Regions from separate parts of the Mus musculus genome. Here regions 1 and 2 are each linked to region 3. A link is a loop called in an ENCODE intact Hi-C map of the cell type or tissue named here. Cell type or tissue: left cerebral cortex. All regions are shown on one strand.

What was found. Hi-C counts contacts between places; a loop is a spot of excess contacts. Peaks named below come from ENCODE experiments on the same cell type or tissue, not always from the same donor. Only the 100,000 strongest peaks of a DNase experiment are listed, where the experiment ranks them.
Region 1: a loop joins it to region 3, with 4 times the contacts of the local background. A loop is called at or near these places in 12 of 42 quality-filtered maps.
Region 2: it touches region 3 in a loop (3-fold over the local background); 3 of 42 quality-filtered maps call a loop at or near these places.

What each region holds. Positions count from the first base shown.
Region 1 is chr7:68,484,700-68,489,699 of GRCm38, forward strand. It overlaps Gm34549 (a long non-coding RNA gene), which reads left to right and starts at 3,372. Exons shown (of 3, transcript XR_391569.2): 1 at 3,372-3,499; 2 at 4,777-4,835. In left cerebral cortex, no CTCF peak of the experiment used is centred here; no DNase peak of the experiment used is centred here.
Region 2 is chr7:68,911,672-68,916,671 of GRCm38, forward strand. Gm34664 (a long non-coding RNA gene) reads right to left here and starts at 4,353. Exons shown (of 4, transcript XR_882192.1): 1 at 4,291-4,353; 2 at 2,835-2,923. In left cerebral cortex, no CTCF peak of the experiment used is centred here; a DNase peak (open chromatin) is centred at 2,909; H3K27ac peaks cover 418 bases.
Region 3 is chr7:68,827,624-68,832,623 of GRCm38, forward strand. No RefSeq gene overlaps it. Among named protein-coding and RNA genes, the nearest start is that of Gm34612, 38 kb to the left of the region's middle. In left cerebral cortex, a CTCF peak has its summit at 2,434 (motif pointing left); DNase peaks (open chromatin) are centred at 1,936 and 2,431.

The DNA of each region.
Region 1 (5,000 bases), 340 kb before region 3:
CTGATGGTTCATTGTATAAATACACTAAGATGATAGTCAGTCTTACACACACACCTCTGAATGAGTCCCTGATTACTTTATCTAATCAAATCCCCACAAGTAGCATTCCTGGCTGACAAAATCTGGGGCAGTTTTAATGACCTTGATAGTCACATATATTTGTGTGTGGGTTTGGGCTGGTGATGGGCTTTGACCATGATGATGAAATGAATGCGTTGTTTCATTTGTAGCTGTGATTACAGCTCTGCCCTTAGTTGTATGCCAACAGAGCATTTGATGGGTTGGAAAATAAATCCCATGGTGGCTTAATGAGAGGTGGTGGGTGCTCCATTGTGACCCACAGTGCAGCCTTTCTCCCAGGCATTGGAGGAGGAAGGTCACCCTCTGAGAGAGTGAATGCTGAGGGTCTCTTTGGAGGCCACTGCAGAAGGAAGGGGTTCATCTCACCTGCATCTCAGCTGCAAATCTTGTATCAAAGAACCTGAGGGCTATAGATACTGCTTGGTAGTATAATGCTTGCCTTGCACACTCATGGCATACAGTTTGATTCCTCAGAGACACAAAAGTAAAGAAATAAACAATCCTAGAGATGTAAAAAGGGCTCCCAAGCAATAAACAAAAGGCCTGAGAAATAGACTCGTGTTCAAATTGACAATATGGTAGAAGTCCTTTTCAAAACAAAACAAAACAAAACAAAACAAAACAAAACAAAACAAAACAAAACAAAACAAAACAAAACAAAACAAAACACCAACAAACCAAACCAAACTAAAACAGCAGTGTTCCCCAAAGTCACATTTTATAGTAGAAGAGGCCAAGTGAGTTTCTTGGTGACATGCAACAAAGTGAGGTGCTACTATTCCCAGAACACTTTGTGAGTAGCAATGGTGGGAAGACATATGGGAAAGTATCTAGACAGAACTGAAAGAGGGAAAGAAGAGGACTCAAAGACCTCACAGAATACCTAACCCAGCTCTGTTTAATGAACTCTTAGTACTGGGATTCTTCTATCCCAAAGGGATAGTGCTGCTAATTTCCCTTTCTCTGGTTGTTTATCTTCTCCATCCGTGTAATTTTTTGTTCTTGCCAGGGAGCCTCAGCAATCCCCTAGACAACTACCACACCCCTCCTTACATCATCTAGAGGGAATCTTTTCAAGTGTTCACCTTTTCCTGGGTGCTGCTATACTTGTTAGAGTTGAGGATCTTCTCTTTCCCCAAACATCCTCAATTTCCATCCTGAGCTCATGTCTACCTGGCTCATGTCATCAGGAACTCATGACTACCTGATTCCACTGTTGCAAATCCAGGATTTGTAAGATCCAGGTGCTGAAGGCCACATTGAACCCCGATCTAGACTGCTGGCGCTGCCCTCAGGGGACTGGGCTCCCCTGCATCTGTTAACAGTCAAGACAATTCCCTACAGACATGGTTCCTATTCTCTTTTCTTGGCTGTGAGGTAAGTGTCTCGGTCTGAGGTAATGCCATGAAAATAGCAAGCTGGCTTGCCTTTAGGTTTCTGCCCCAGCTGAGACAATTCCTCTATTGAGGAGTCCTCTCAGATGACTCTTAGGATGGGTGACATGGACAGGTAAACCTAACCAGAACACAGCACTCCTCGTCAACTTGGCACATAGATACATAACTTTTAAACCGTAATTTTTCATTCCTTGACCCCAACATCTCACATTAATAATATCTTAGAGACTTTTTCTTTATTTTGTGTTTATGTGTGTATGCCTGAATGAATGTGTGCACACTATCTGTGTGCAGGTCCCTGTGAAGATCATAGGAGGGCTTCAGATCTCTTGGAATTGGATTTGCAAGTGGTTATGAGCTGCTGTCTAGCATGGGTTCTGGGAGCTATACCTGGGAGATGGCTCAGAAGTTAAGTGCTCTTTAGCCCCAACTCTAACCTTTAAAGTTCCGTAGTCTTTAAAAACCCAGTATATAATAGCACAAAATAAAAATCCTTATTCCCAAAGGGAAGAACCAGGATATAGGAATAATCAGACCCAACAAAAAAATAACAGTATGGGAGTGAAAATCCATTTCTTTTTAGCTCAATGTCTGGCATCTGAGTCAGTCATTGGATAGTCTTCTGGCTCTGTCTGAAAGGCTTGGGCACACACACTATTCCAGCTCTACCATCCACAGCACACACAACCTGTCTTGTCGGCTTAGTCTGGCTCCACTTTACACCTGCTGCTCTCCTTGGCGTGCATCTCACAATCCTGGCATCTTCTAATATCCTGGAGTCTCCATTGAAGCTAAGACTGTGCCTTCATCAATAGCCTATCTACAGGGATTCTGAGCTTAATGCATGGTGCCAGGTCTCATCCACTAACCACGAGTTCCTCAGTCTTACATCTTGTTTGTCTTCAAAACCTGTACCACATATATGATGCTTACACATTTCTAAATTTGGCTTCCAGCGTGTTATGTAGTCTTGAACCAGCTTCTGTGTCCTGACCCTGCTATCACTTTCTTATCCCTATGAAGCATAGCTCGTTTCTTTCAGTGGTGCTGGCCTCTTTAACAAGCACAGATGCTTTTCTAGCTCCGTTATCACCAGTTCTCACAGATTCACGCCTAAATATTCAATAATAGTTGCCAGTCAATTCCTCAGCAAAGTCTTTGTTCCTCTTTAAAATATGAGATTATAGGGCCACACCAATGGGATAAAGAGGGATGTCAGTTAATCATGTCACCAGGTAGAGATTACAGCATCAAATGATGGTGTGATAGAGGGATGGTGGTCCATCCTGTCATGGAGTAGAAAATAGTGTCATACCTAGATATGAGTAAAGTTAACATCTAGATTTTGAGGATGCTGAGGGAAGAGAGCTAGATATGAGCTTGACATTTAGGTTTGAGGATCTTGGAGGTAGAGATGGAGGTACTGTTAGAGGATGTGAGTCCTGAGCAGCAAGTGGGCGATGTCCCAGAAGGCGGAAGCATGCCAGGAAGCAGAGAACAAAATCCTGGTGTTTTCCAGAGTCTTGTGGGTAAGAGGGAAAGAAATTCTGTGAAGGTCACTTGAGTAGGGTAGGTGTGGAACTCAAGGAAAATCAAAGGGCACTCATATCACGAACACTGATGAACAATGGTAACAGACAGCAGCAAAAGTTGGTTCATTTTTCATAAGGAAATTGAGGTCTAGGGACTTGCCAGTGGGTCTCCCAGGTAGTCAGTGGCAGATTGAGACCATGGATTGATAACACTTGCCATGCTTCATTTAGGGGGCAGATCTTTTAACAAAGCCATTTTGCTTGGACTCAATTTTACAACATCTTTGTTTTATTTTCTGTTACTGTGATAAAACACCCAACTAAAGCAAAGGTTTATTTGGTTTATTTACATTCTAGGTCACATTACATCATTACATCATTACAGAGATGCCAAGGTGGGAGAAACTTGAAGCTGCTAGTCTCATAGCTATAGTCAACCTCAGAGAGGAGCCTCAGAGAGGAGTCAACCTCAGGAGGAGTCATTGACACGTGAGTCCCTCCTCTACACTTGTACAGTCCAGGATTCCTTAAGCCAAGGGAATGGTGCCACCCACAGTGAACAAGTCTTCCCACATCATTCAAGTCAACCAAGACAATTCCTCACAGACATCCTCAGAAGCCCTTTTCAAGTGACTCTACATTGCGTTGAGCTGACATTTAAAAGAGTCATTACATATAGTTTTCTCAAGTATAGCATCTAAAAGATTATGCATTTAAAATACTATAATAAGGGCTCAAGATGTCCCTTGCCCAGAATGCATGGCCTAGGTTCAATACCTAAAACTACAAAGAGAAAAATTCCTATATTAACATACACATAGTTTTTCAATAGAAGGAGAATAAATGTGCTCTCTCTCTCTCTCTCTCTCTCTCTCTCTCTCTCTCTCTCTCTGTGTGTGTGTGTGTGTGTGTGTGTGTGTGGTCTGGAAACTAGGGGAATGGAAAAGAAAATTGTAGCCCTCACCTTCCACCTTCCAACCTTGTCACTACTAGTTTTTACGTGATGCTGTTGATTTTTTTCTGGTTCATTTTCTGATTCTTTTTTAAGACCCTTATATAGTGACCAACTGGTCAGGCTTTTCAGTTCCCTCAATCATTCCTTCTTACGTCATATACAAATCCATCAAGTAAGATGGTTCCGTTGATGAAGTACTTACTGTACAAGCATGAGGAACCAAGTCTGAATCCTTAGCGCTCTCTCTCTCTCTCTCTCTCTCTCTCTCTCTCTCTCTCTCTCTGTGTGTGTGTGTGTGTGCGTGCGCTTGTAACCCCAGTGCCGGGAGAGATGGAGATAGGAGAATCCCTGAACAATCTCTGGCCATCCACTCAAGCTGAGCTGGTGATCTCCAGGTTCAGTGAAAGACTGTAAAAAAATGGTGCAAGAAATGACCTGACATTTACCTTTGGCTTTCATAAATACATTCACATGGACCTGTACACCTGCATACTTACGTACATGCATGCATGCATGCATGCATACTTGAACACATATAAAACAATCCACTGAATAAACGGGTCACTTACTAACCTGAACCTTCTCCAATTTGGAGTGGTTAGGTTACCTTTTCTGTTGTTACTGCTGCCTGGAATAACATTATTACACTGTATTAAATATTCTTCTGAAGTTAAGGCCATTTTCTCATGAAAGTAGCACAATCAATATTTTTATTAGCCGTAATCTAGGCTGCCAAATTGCTTCACTTGAGAGCTGCATGCTGCATAAATATTATGAATGTGTAACTAGAGATGTTTGCTTTCTAATTTAGATGCTCTCTTCAGCAGAGTGTGCAGGAGATGGAAGTCAGAGGCCATCGGCTTGCCCACAGTAAGCGGGACTGCTCCTTGGAGGGTCATGACATGGTTTTGCAATGTTAACAAACCAAGGCAGGTGAAGATTGTGAATTGTGAATGGTTCTAGTGGATATCTGTGAAAACTTCACTGTCAAAGGGCAGAACCTATAAAGGCAAGAGAGAGGCTAAAGGAGAAACC
Region 2 (5,000 bases), 84 kb after region 3:
TACCCCACCCCCATCTGTCTACAGGAGCATTAGGATTATCGACACAAGCTAAGAAGTGTGACTTTGCATGTGTTCTGGGGATCTGCTCTCAGGGCTTCACATTTGCATAGTAAGTGCTTTACCCACTGAACCGTTGCACAAGCCCAAGACTAGCAGTTCCTCCCCTCTGTCTTTTTTCATTCATTCAGAATTTCATGTATATATATGTGTGTGTATATATGTATATATGTGTATATATATGCATATATATGTATATATGTGTATACACACACTCACACACACACACATATATATATGATGTATTTTGACACTATCAACCCTATATTCCCCTTAGACTCCTCCCATAGCCACCATACTCTCCTCCTATCTTCATGTCCTTTTTTTCATAGTTGACTTAGTCCAATCAGAGTGGTCCATATATGCATGGAGCTGGGGCCATCTACCAGAGCATGGACAATTTACAGAGGCTTCTCCCTTGAGGAGAACTGACTCTCCCTACCGTAGCCACCTTCCCCTGTCAAATCTCCTCAGCTAGGTGCTATGCTTGGCAAGGCCCTCTCCTGTCCATGTTTGAATTGTGACTGACTAGATGTTGTGCCTGTCTTCTGCAGCCACTGTGAATTGATATGTACACAGGCCCTGCCATGAACAGAAGACAATAGTTTGCAACAGTATTTCTTAACTTCTGGCATTTTCGATCTTTCCATCTACTCCTCTGCAATTCCTCAGAGCGACGTGAGACAGGAGTGTGGTTTAGGTGTCTCACTTAGGGCTGAAAAAACACCATGGCCACTCATCCTCTACACTCAGATTACCGAGTCATCAGTTGCAAACTGAAGGCTGTGACATCTTAACGACCACTTTCCAGTCTTGCACACAAGAAGCTTGTATATTCTCTCTATCCCAACTAGAAAAACTAAAACCAAACTGAAGATTAGCATCTCCTTTTCACTCTTGAAAATAAGCTGTTGAATTTAAAGTTAGAGAGAAAAAAAAACACAATAATTAATTGGAGGAGATAGCTTAAAAAAAAAAAGCATTTGAGGGAACTTGTGCAGGGGTAAACAGACTCAGAACAAAATGAATAACTTGCTGAAGGGCTAGTGTAGAAAAGTGTTGGGACCAAAACTCCCACAAGAACTGGTTGAGATTTTTTTCTATAGTTTTCTAAGTCTTACTTTCCAAAGTTCAGGCTGGTTCTTTCAGTAAGAAGGATCCTCACATGCTTCTAGCAGGGATAGAAAAAAAAAATGTGATAATTTTGAACTATGCCTGAGTTCTTTGTTTCTAGAAAGGTCTGTCTTCAGGGTAAAGGGTTTAATCAATTCCTAAGCTGTTGGGGTTACAGTCATGCTGAATGGGATGAAGGCATCCATCCAGTTCTCTCTGTCTTAGCCTCTTGAAAGAAATCATGGATGTCTCGTCTTGTCCTGTGTAAGTAGGAGGTAGTGCCTGAGACAGGGAGGCATATGCCTGCCACACAGGGTCACTAGCCCCAGGGCTGCAGTTCAGAACACTTCTCCTTTGCTTTATCAGCACTTTTTTGGAGGCCTAGTGACAAATTAATTCAATTCCCTACAAACATATACGAAGCCTAGAGCAGGAACAGACTCAAGTATACTAGGATATCTACTTGAAGTTTAAAAAAATCATGGTTCTACAGTTTGTATGCTAAGGGCTCCAACAGATCCAGTAGACAGACAGCATGAAACAACAGAGGAAGGTGTAAGGAAAGAGGTGGAAGTCCTAGGAAAGGAAAAGAAGGAAAAGAAAGAATGCTGGAGTTAAAACACATTGTAGCAGAAATGAAGACTGCCTTTGATGGGCATGGTATATTCATTTTCCCTCATCTTAGTCTAGAGGTTCAGTGTTATTCCAGCCAAAGACCCTGAAGGTTACTTAGGGGCATCAAGAAACCGCCCTTAAACTTGGATGACACAACAAAAGATTAAACAAAACCCCAATACAATATTTTGGAGGGCTAATATTAATTGACTTCACAGCATATTGTAAAGTTACAGTAATCAATGCAGTGGGGTGTTGGCGAACAGAATATATAGACAGAGCAGTAAGCTAGAAATCTCTAAAATAAATCATAAAAATACAATCAACTGATCAAATGGTCTTTGGCAGAGAAGAGTAAAGGCAACATAAGGAACAAATCATTTATTTTTCACTTTGGAATATGAAATAGTTGAGCATCCATCACTTAATATGAGTCTAGACACAGACCTTATACTCTTAAAATTAATTTAAGATGGTTGTAGGGACCTACATTTAAAAATTTAAAGCTACAAATTTCTAAATTATCACACAGAAAAGAAATATCCAATAATCTGGGATTTGGCAATGATTTTAGAGATATTGTTGAAGGCTGAACTTCTTTGATACACTAGTCTTCAGTGAAATTTAATTTTTTTCCCTCTGTTGAAGATAGTGTCTAGAGAGAATAAAAAGATATTTGCAAAAGAGATGTCTAAGACAGAGTTGGTATCCAAGATATATAAAGACCTAACATTCAACAAGAAAAATGGTCCAATCATCCTCAGCAAGACAGGAACAGAAGGCACGTAAGCTCAAGAAGACATCATTCCATCTCTTATTCCATCAATGAAATACTAATGGAAACATGATAGAGGCAGTGCTACATGTCTAAAGTGCAGAATGCTGACAATATTACATGCCAGGAGGACATTGAGCAGCAGTAAGTCTTATTCACTGCTGATGAGAGTGCAAGAATGGTGAGCCACGTTGGAAGACAGTTGGACAGTTTCTGATAAAAACTAAACATAGTCTTACCATATGGTTCAGTGATGACAATTCTTGGTACTTACCCAAAGGAGTTGGAAGCTATATTCGCTCAAAAGTCTGCATGTGGGTGTTTACAGTAGCTCCATTCATTGTTGGCAGACAGTCCAACATCCTGGAAGCAATCCAGATGTCCATTAGTCGATGAATGGATTAATACACTGTAGTGCATCTAGACAAGTGATAATATTTAGTGCTAGAAAAAAGTGACCTATTAAGCAACGGAGATATGAAGGAAACTCTAGTGCTCATTGCTATGTATAGGAGGCCAGTCTGAGGAGGCCACCATAGAGCATCCTGGGAAACACAAAACTGTGAAGGCAATGAAAGTGAGTAGTTGGCGGAATTTAGAGAAGAGAGACTCATATTCAGGCAGAACACAGAGGATTTTTATGGCAGCAGATCTATTTTGTGTGCTATTATAAATGGTAGGTGCAAGTCATTACCTATTTGTTAAAACTAGAATTTGCAGGACAGAGAATGACAGTAATCTTTGATGCAAAGTTTTTGGATACTGATGTCTCGATGTAGAATCCTCTGTCCAGTCACCCAAGTGTGATTGTGTTGCAGAGGCTCACAGCAGCTGGCAGCTGAGTCGGTGAACAGGGAAGCTGGGTTTCCTTCTTGCATTTTCCTCAGGAAGTTAAAATTTTTCTAAAATATTGAAAAATCGACTCTGAGGTCTCACCTGGATTGATGTGAGACGTGTGCGCCATTAACGAGTAAGGGAAACAGGCAAACTCAGTGCCGGTGGGTTCTGTTTAATGAAGGCTGCACAAAAGTGGGGCAGGAGGCAAGAGTGGGAAACACGTTAATTATAATCTCTGCAGGCTCCTCAAAAAAAGGCAAACCTCTCCCTGGGGTAATGTTGCAGTACAGTGGAAATCTCTGAAGTTTCTAATTTGATAAGCAGCCCATCAGTATTCTTAATAATTTATGAATGTATATGAATACACATATTTCTCTGTTGATCAATAACTGGAAGTGCATTATTTAACAATTACTTAAAGCTGTACTTGCCTGTGACATGTTTTGCTAAGTGATCTTTTGAGTTTGAGAATGCTTCATGACAACGGCATTATCTGGCGTTTTCTGTTTACCTAGTCATTACAAGGATGATGCCTGTTCTGAGGCTAGAAAAGCAAACTAAAATCACAGTGTGGGAAACTGAGAAGCCAGGGACATTTGAGAAAGATGCACATAGTGCCCATGAGTCCCTAGAGGATGCTGACAGTTGGAGGAATACTGGGGTCTCTAATCAGTCCTTCTAACCTTCTGAGAGTTTACATAAAATTTCCACACTAGGTATAAAGCAAGAGGAATTCATGCCATACTTTCTGAGTTTACATTTACACAGACTTAAAGAATCTTCTCTGGGGATACTTTGAGGGGTTTACATGATGAAAACCAAATCAGATCAGTTCTCGAATCTACCAGAGCCCTTATCAAGGGCGCGAAAGCCGCTCTGCAAAGCAACCTCACCTGGCAGCTCTTGAATAAGCGCTACTCCTGTGACTTACATAAATGCCCCACTGTTAAAAATGGTTCCCGTTTGTGACGCAGGTGGGAACCATTGGAACCATTGGAAGGTGGAACCTACAGAGAGGCATTGGGAGAGGACCTTGGGCTCCAGACTCTTCCCTTCACCCCTCTTTGGCTTCCTGGCTTCCCGGTGAGCAGGTTTTTCTTCTTTACTCCCATCATGACATGTGGCCTCACCACAGGCTACAAAGCAATGTGCCAACCACAGATGGAAACCTCCAAAACCTTCAGCCAAAGTACATCTTTTTCTCTTTGTGAATTGATTATCCCGGATATTTCTCGTCGTGACGTCAAACTGACTGACACACCTGCTAAATTACTCTCTCGAAAAGACCCAGAAATCTTTATTTTAAAGTAGTCCCAGGTGACTTTGATGTGACAGGTCCTGAGCTTGAAATTTTGTGCTTTTGTTGACCTGCAAGGCCCCTGAGATGTTTCATCATCCCAAACGCTCGGCAGAACTTTATGAACTACCTCTGTGTTCAGAGATGCGTGCAAACGATCCTGTGCAAAAATGAAGATGGCATTTGCTCCCAAAACACCATTTGAGGTGGGGGTTGGGGGGAGAAGGGCGGGGCAGGGGGAGAGCAGATATCTGCTGTACCAGATCTACTAAGAAATCACTCATTGAGGAGCCCTTTGTAGACATA
Region 3 (5,000 bases):
GCAACTCAGTTCTCCCAAAGGAAAATCTTGGTGCGCACTGTTAGTGTCAGCAATGATGTCGACAGAATGAAAATAGGTATTCCCTGGGGGGGTGGGGTGGATAGGTGGTTTTATAGCTGATATAAGGAAATGGACCTACATCCTCTATCTGAACCCACTCTAGATCTTGTTTTAGGGTCTACTGTTTCTCCAAATTGCTTTGACTGCCACTTATCTGATCAGACAGGCATCTTGTTTTATGCATCTCCTGTACATAATGTTGGGCCACCTCCACTTAAGTAGAGCTATTCCAGATGTGTGTGTTCTCGTATGTGCAAGTACACACATGTGTGTGCTTCTGCATGTGTAGACCAGGGGACCACTTTGAGTGTCATCCCTCACCTGCTATCTGCCTCTTCTACATTTTAATTTTCAACAGTCCTTCTTGCTAGCCTCAACATTAGCAAGTAGACTAGGCTGGCTGGCCAGAGAACTCCAGGGATCTGCCACTCTCTAATTCCCAAGTGCTTGGATTATAAGCCTCAACACTCGGATTTGCTATTTTTAAAAGTGGGTATGGGTAGTGGGTCTGGGTGAATTCAGTTTCTCTTGTTTGCAAGGCAGGCATCTTACTGAGTGAGCGATTTGTTCAGTAGTTCTGGATGATAGGCAATGAAGTCCTGGCCCCTGGCCCTGGTCCTGAACACAATAGGTAAACTGTATGCCTATGGTTGGTACTGTGACATCAGGAGTGGATAATATGCACTAATTCATTCAGTGTGAGGTTGTAATGATGATGACCAGGTCCTGTCCAAGAGTCTCCAGTGGAGCCATAGTAAGCGACCTGTGAGAGCCTCATGTGCCCTACCAGGTAGGAAAAGGGCAATGCTGGGTGGAGACAGAGCTACCAAGAGCAGCCGTGCTTAAACATGCTTTCTCTGCACTGCAGGGCAAAGAGCTTTATTCATTCCTCATTATTTTTATGTGACTAATAAATTACAAATAATTCTGGTGCATCTTCCTAATAGCAATTAGAATAAACAAAAGGCATCACTTCAGCTGCTTGGCAATTAAGGTTCTAATGACTGCGGTGGAGGCCCGATGACGGGGATTTGGACAATTCATTAGTTGGAAGCATAAGCACTTAAAACACAACTAATGAAGTATTTAGCTAAATTATTCAAAACAAAACAAAAAAAATTAGGCGGGAGGGACAGATGCTACAAAGAGGCCATATTCTTCACATCCGAGGGAAAACGTGTCGAGACGAATCTTCTTGAAGGATGTGAACATAGTAGGCGAGCTGTTTGCAAGCCTAGCTCTGCTATAAAGCTTTTTCAGCTCTGTGAATATTTCCACATCTCCACACATGGGTGTCTATTCTCACTTAAGTAGAGCTATTCCAGAAAGTTTTTTGTCTTTTGTACCAGATGCATCTCATGGAGCCCAATATCCACACCGCTTTATTGCTAATAGAGTTATTTGCATTATTTGCAAATTTCGTTTGCTCTCTCTTATTAAGTTATGCTCATGTGTGCATGCCATGAATGCATATGTGAGTGTGGGCAATCATAGGGGCCAGAGTTCTGCCCTCCCTCCCTCCCTCCCTCCCTCCCTCCCTTCCTTCCTTTCTTCCTTCCTTCCTTCCTTTCTTCCTTTGCCTTCCCAAGGAGGCCTTCACACACCCCTCCCTCTTTTCTTTCTTTAGAGAACAGTTCTTTCTGGCCCGGTGCTCCCTGTTAAGACTGGACTGACTTCCCAGGGAGATCTACCTGTCTCTGCCTCCTGTGGCACTGGGGTTAGGAGCGCACCGACACCCAGCTTTTTCCATGGCCTCAAGCGCAGTTCTCTCACTGTTACATGACAAGCTTCCTTCCTGGGCTGTGGCCCCACCTCTACTGAGGCCAGTTTGAGCATAGCTGCTTTGAGCACTGCGGAGACTTGTGGACAAGTGATGCCAACACTCATCTAGAAGTGGAATCCTTGCTCCGCTGAGTGCGGCGTGTTGAATTTCATCGGAAGCCGGTTTATTTTTAAAAGCGAGCTCTTTAATTTCGTTTGTGCATCAGCACTCTGCAACTGCGCTTCACCGAAGTCAGACTTTTATTACAAGGCTGATTTAGTTTCTTTGTGACCAGCTCCTCACATCTCCTTTTAATTAAGGAAAGAGGAATAAATGTGTGTGTGTCCTACCATTGACATTTGTGTGTGTGTTTGTGTGTGTGTGTGTGTGTATCTGGGGTAATGATGCAAGATTTAAAATATACAAGATGGTATACAACTCAGCAAATGATGATGAGAAGGCAAAAATGAATTATATATTGATGGGGACTGAATTCCTGGGTAAGAGATCTTGCAGGAACATCATTTCCTTCCCCTACCGAGACACTGCTTCATTCTGGACAGGCACCTAGCAGGCAACCGCCTCGGGCTTCTTTGCTGAGCAGCGCCACCTAGCGTCAGACGTTCCCAGTACTGGTTTCCTCAGAGCCTCAGCTCTTCCCAGACACTGGAGAAGTCTCACAGGATGCTTGATCCCCATCACGCACAGTACCTGACCCTTTTGGAGAGGGCTCTGAGTGTCCTATGGCTGGCTTCTAAGTCCTTGAGTTCACCTAAAGACTGCCTTTATGCAAAGTCCCTTACATGTCCCCGGCCTGTACCCAGGTGGAAAGACTCCAGAGGAAGACTTGATAGTTACCAAGAACCTCTTTCTCTTAGAATGGGTAACTAGGTGGAGTGGCTTTCTGTGTTAAATTACCGAGCACATCCGTGAGACAGAGATCTAGACCTATTCTGTAAGTAGAAGGGAGGTTCTGAGAAATTAAGCGTGTTGTTCCAGGACATACAGCCAATTCTGTAAAGCCTCAGATCTCAATTGGAACCCTTGATAAAGATGGAGGCGTTGCCTTCAGAAGTGCCGAGGGCCCCTGACCTTGAGTTCATTTTCCCTCTCCCCCGCCACACCTGTACTCTTGGGATCCTTTTAAGCTGTCACGCTTCCTGTTTTAAATGCCATCTGGGAAGGAACCCAGTCTGACCCCTTTAGACAGAGGGTCCACCTAATCACAGGCAGGCACTTCCTCCGTCTCCATCTATGACTGGCAGCTTTTCTTTAAGGGGAAATGATTAGAGAGCTTGAGCCGAATAAGCCCTCTGAAGAGACACTTACAGTGAAGGAGAAACATTAAAACGTAGGCCAGGAAGGGTCCTCGGGGCTCACTTAATTGTGGAGCTGTGGATTATTGGTGGTCAAGGTAGAGTGTTGAGAGGATGCACCCAGCATGGCTTAGAGCAGACATCAGAGCCAGGGTGGAGTATTGTGCTCTAACCTGTCCTGGGAACATTTTGTGTGGCATTCAGGATGTCTTGTACATAACCTGGCTTCAGGAGAGAGTTTAATTTGAGGCTGGGTGAAGAGGAGAAAGTTATTCCCCTATAGAACAGAAATGGAAGGGAAATAGCCACTTGACCAAGGGTCTTTTGGGGTAACAGGTGAATTTTTGATCAGTCACTAGAAGGGACCTATTCAAAGTTGCTTTGGACGCCCCCAGATTTATGTAAGTCCTGGTTTCTCAGAATGTGACCTCATTTGGAAATAGCGTCTCTGCAGAGGTGATTAAGGTAAACTGAAAGTTGTATCCCATACCTTAATTCCATATGGCTGGTGCCCTATTGAGCAAGATTATAGCAAGTAAGACGGGCATACAAGAGTATACTAGGATACCCTGAAGGCGAACTTCCACAGCCACAGGAGTCAGAGGCAGTCGGCAAAGCAGCCGCTGAAGCCGAGATATGGATATGCTCTCACAGTGGGAGCCAATCCCAACCTGTGTTGCATGAAGGCTTCCAGCTGCAGAAGCAGGAGGCTGACCATGAGCACCAGGCTGAGGTGCTTCACTTCCACAACCCCAGAAAGTGAATTTGTACTCTTTTGTATACACCACGTTGGACAGGAAAAGACCAACTCTGGTGTGAAATGCCCATGCTGCTTCTAGTCAATGAGGGACTGTGTGGTGCTTCTGCTAAAAGCCTAACCCTGTTTCCTAAGAGATTGTTCTTTCTAGAGATGGCTCTGTAACTGAGCTGTAGAGTTGGGGTCCCTCACACCGCTCGAGTGGAAGAGATGGTAACTCATGTTTACAGAGCCAGGATGGAGAATCAGGAAGTAAGAAGACATAGGATTCATGTGGCATCCCGTCTTTCCTCATAGGAGCTGCTCAAGGCTCACCCCTCTCAGACAACTGATGCTGCTTAAAACTCAGGACTTAGGTGGCTCTCTGAATCCACCTCGTCCTGGCAAATCTTGGAGGTGAAGGGAAGGAGATGGGTGCATTTTTAAATACAAGATTTTGATATGTGCTTTCTGGGGAGGGTACCTTAAAACCCATGATGATTTTATAGAAGGCCCTTTGGTCGGTGGCTCATGTGCTTCCCTGGGGTGTCTTCTTTATACACAGCTCTGCCTGGTGGAGCTTGTAGTCATATGTTTGGTTTTTGTTTGTTTGTTTGTTTGTTTGTTTTTTTAGTAATTTAGGAATGAGTGGCTTGGTAAGAGTTTCTATACCAATACAGACATGTTAATTTATGAACTCAACTGTCTACTAAGAGGGTGAAAAGAATAGAATGACCAGCCTGACTCCAATCAGGCTGCGTAGTAGTATTCAGTATCCAGTAGAATACAGGCTGCAGAGTAGGACCTAGCCACACCATAGATCTTCCGATTTCTTAGTGGATTACCTGTTTTCATAAGAATCTCAGGTGACGCTCCTCAGAGACATTTTACTCTGAAGTTTGCTGTTTTATATTTGGTAAAGGAGAGTGCAGCACGCTGTGAAATTTCAATTTAAAATAACAAAATTTCCGGTTAAAATATACCCAACACATTTCAAGGACCTTACGAACACAAGTGATTTGTTGTTTGTTAGGCACACATTTCCTTGGGTGTCTTGTGTTTTATCAATGACTCTCCTGGTCCCTATGTAAGTCCCTTACATGGACAGGTGGCTGGTATTTCCAGT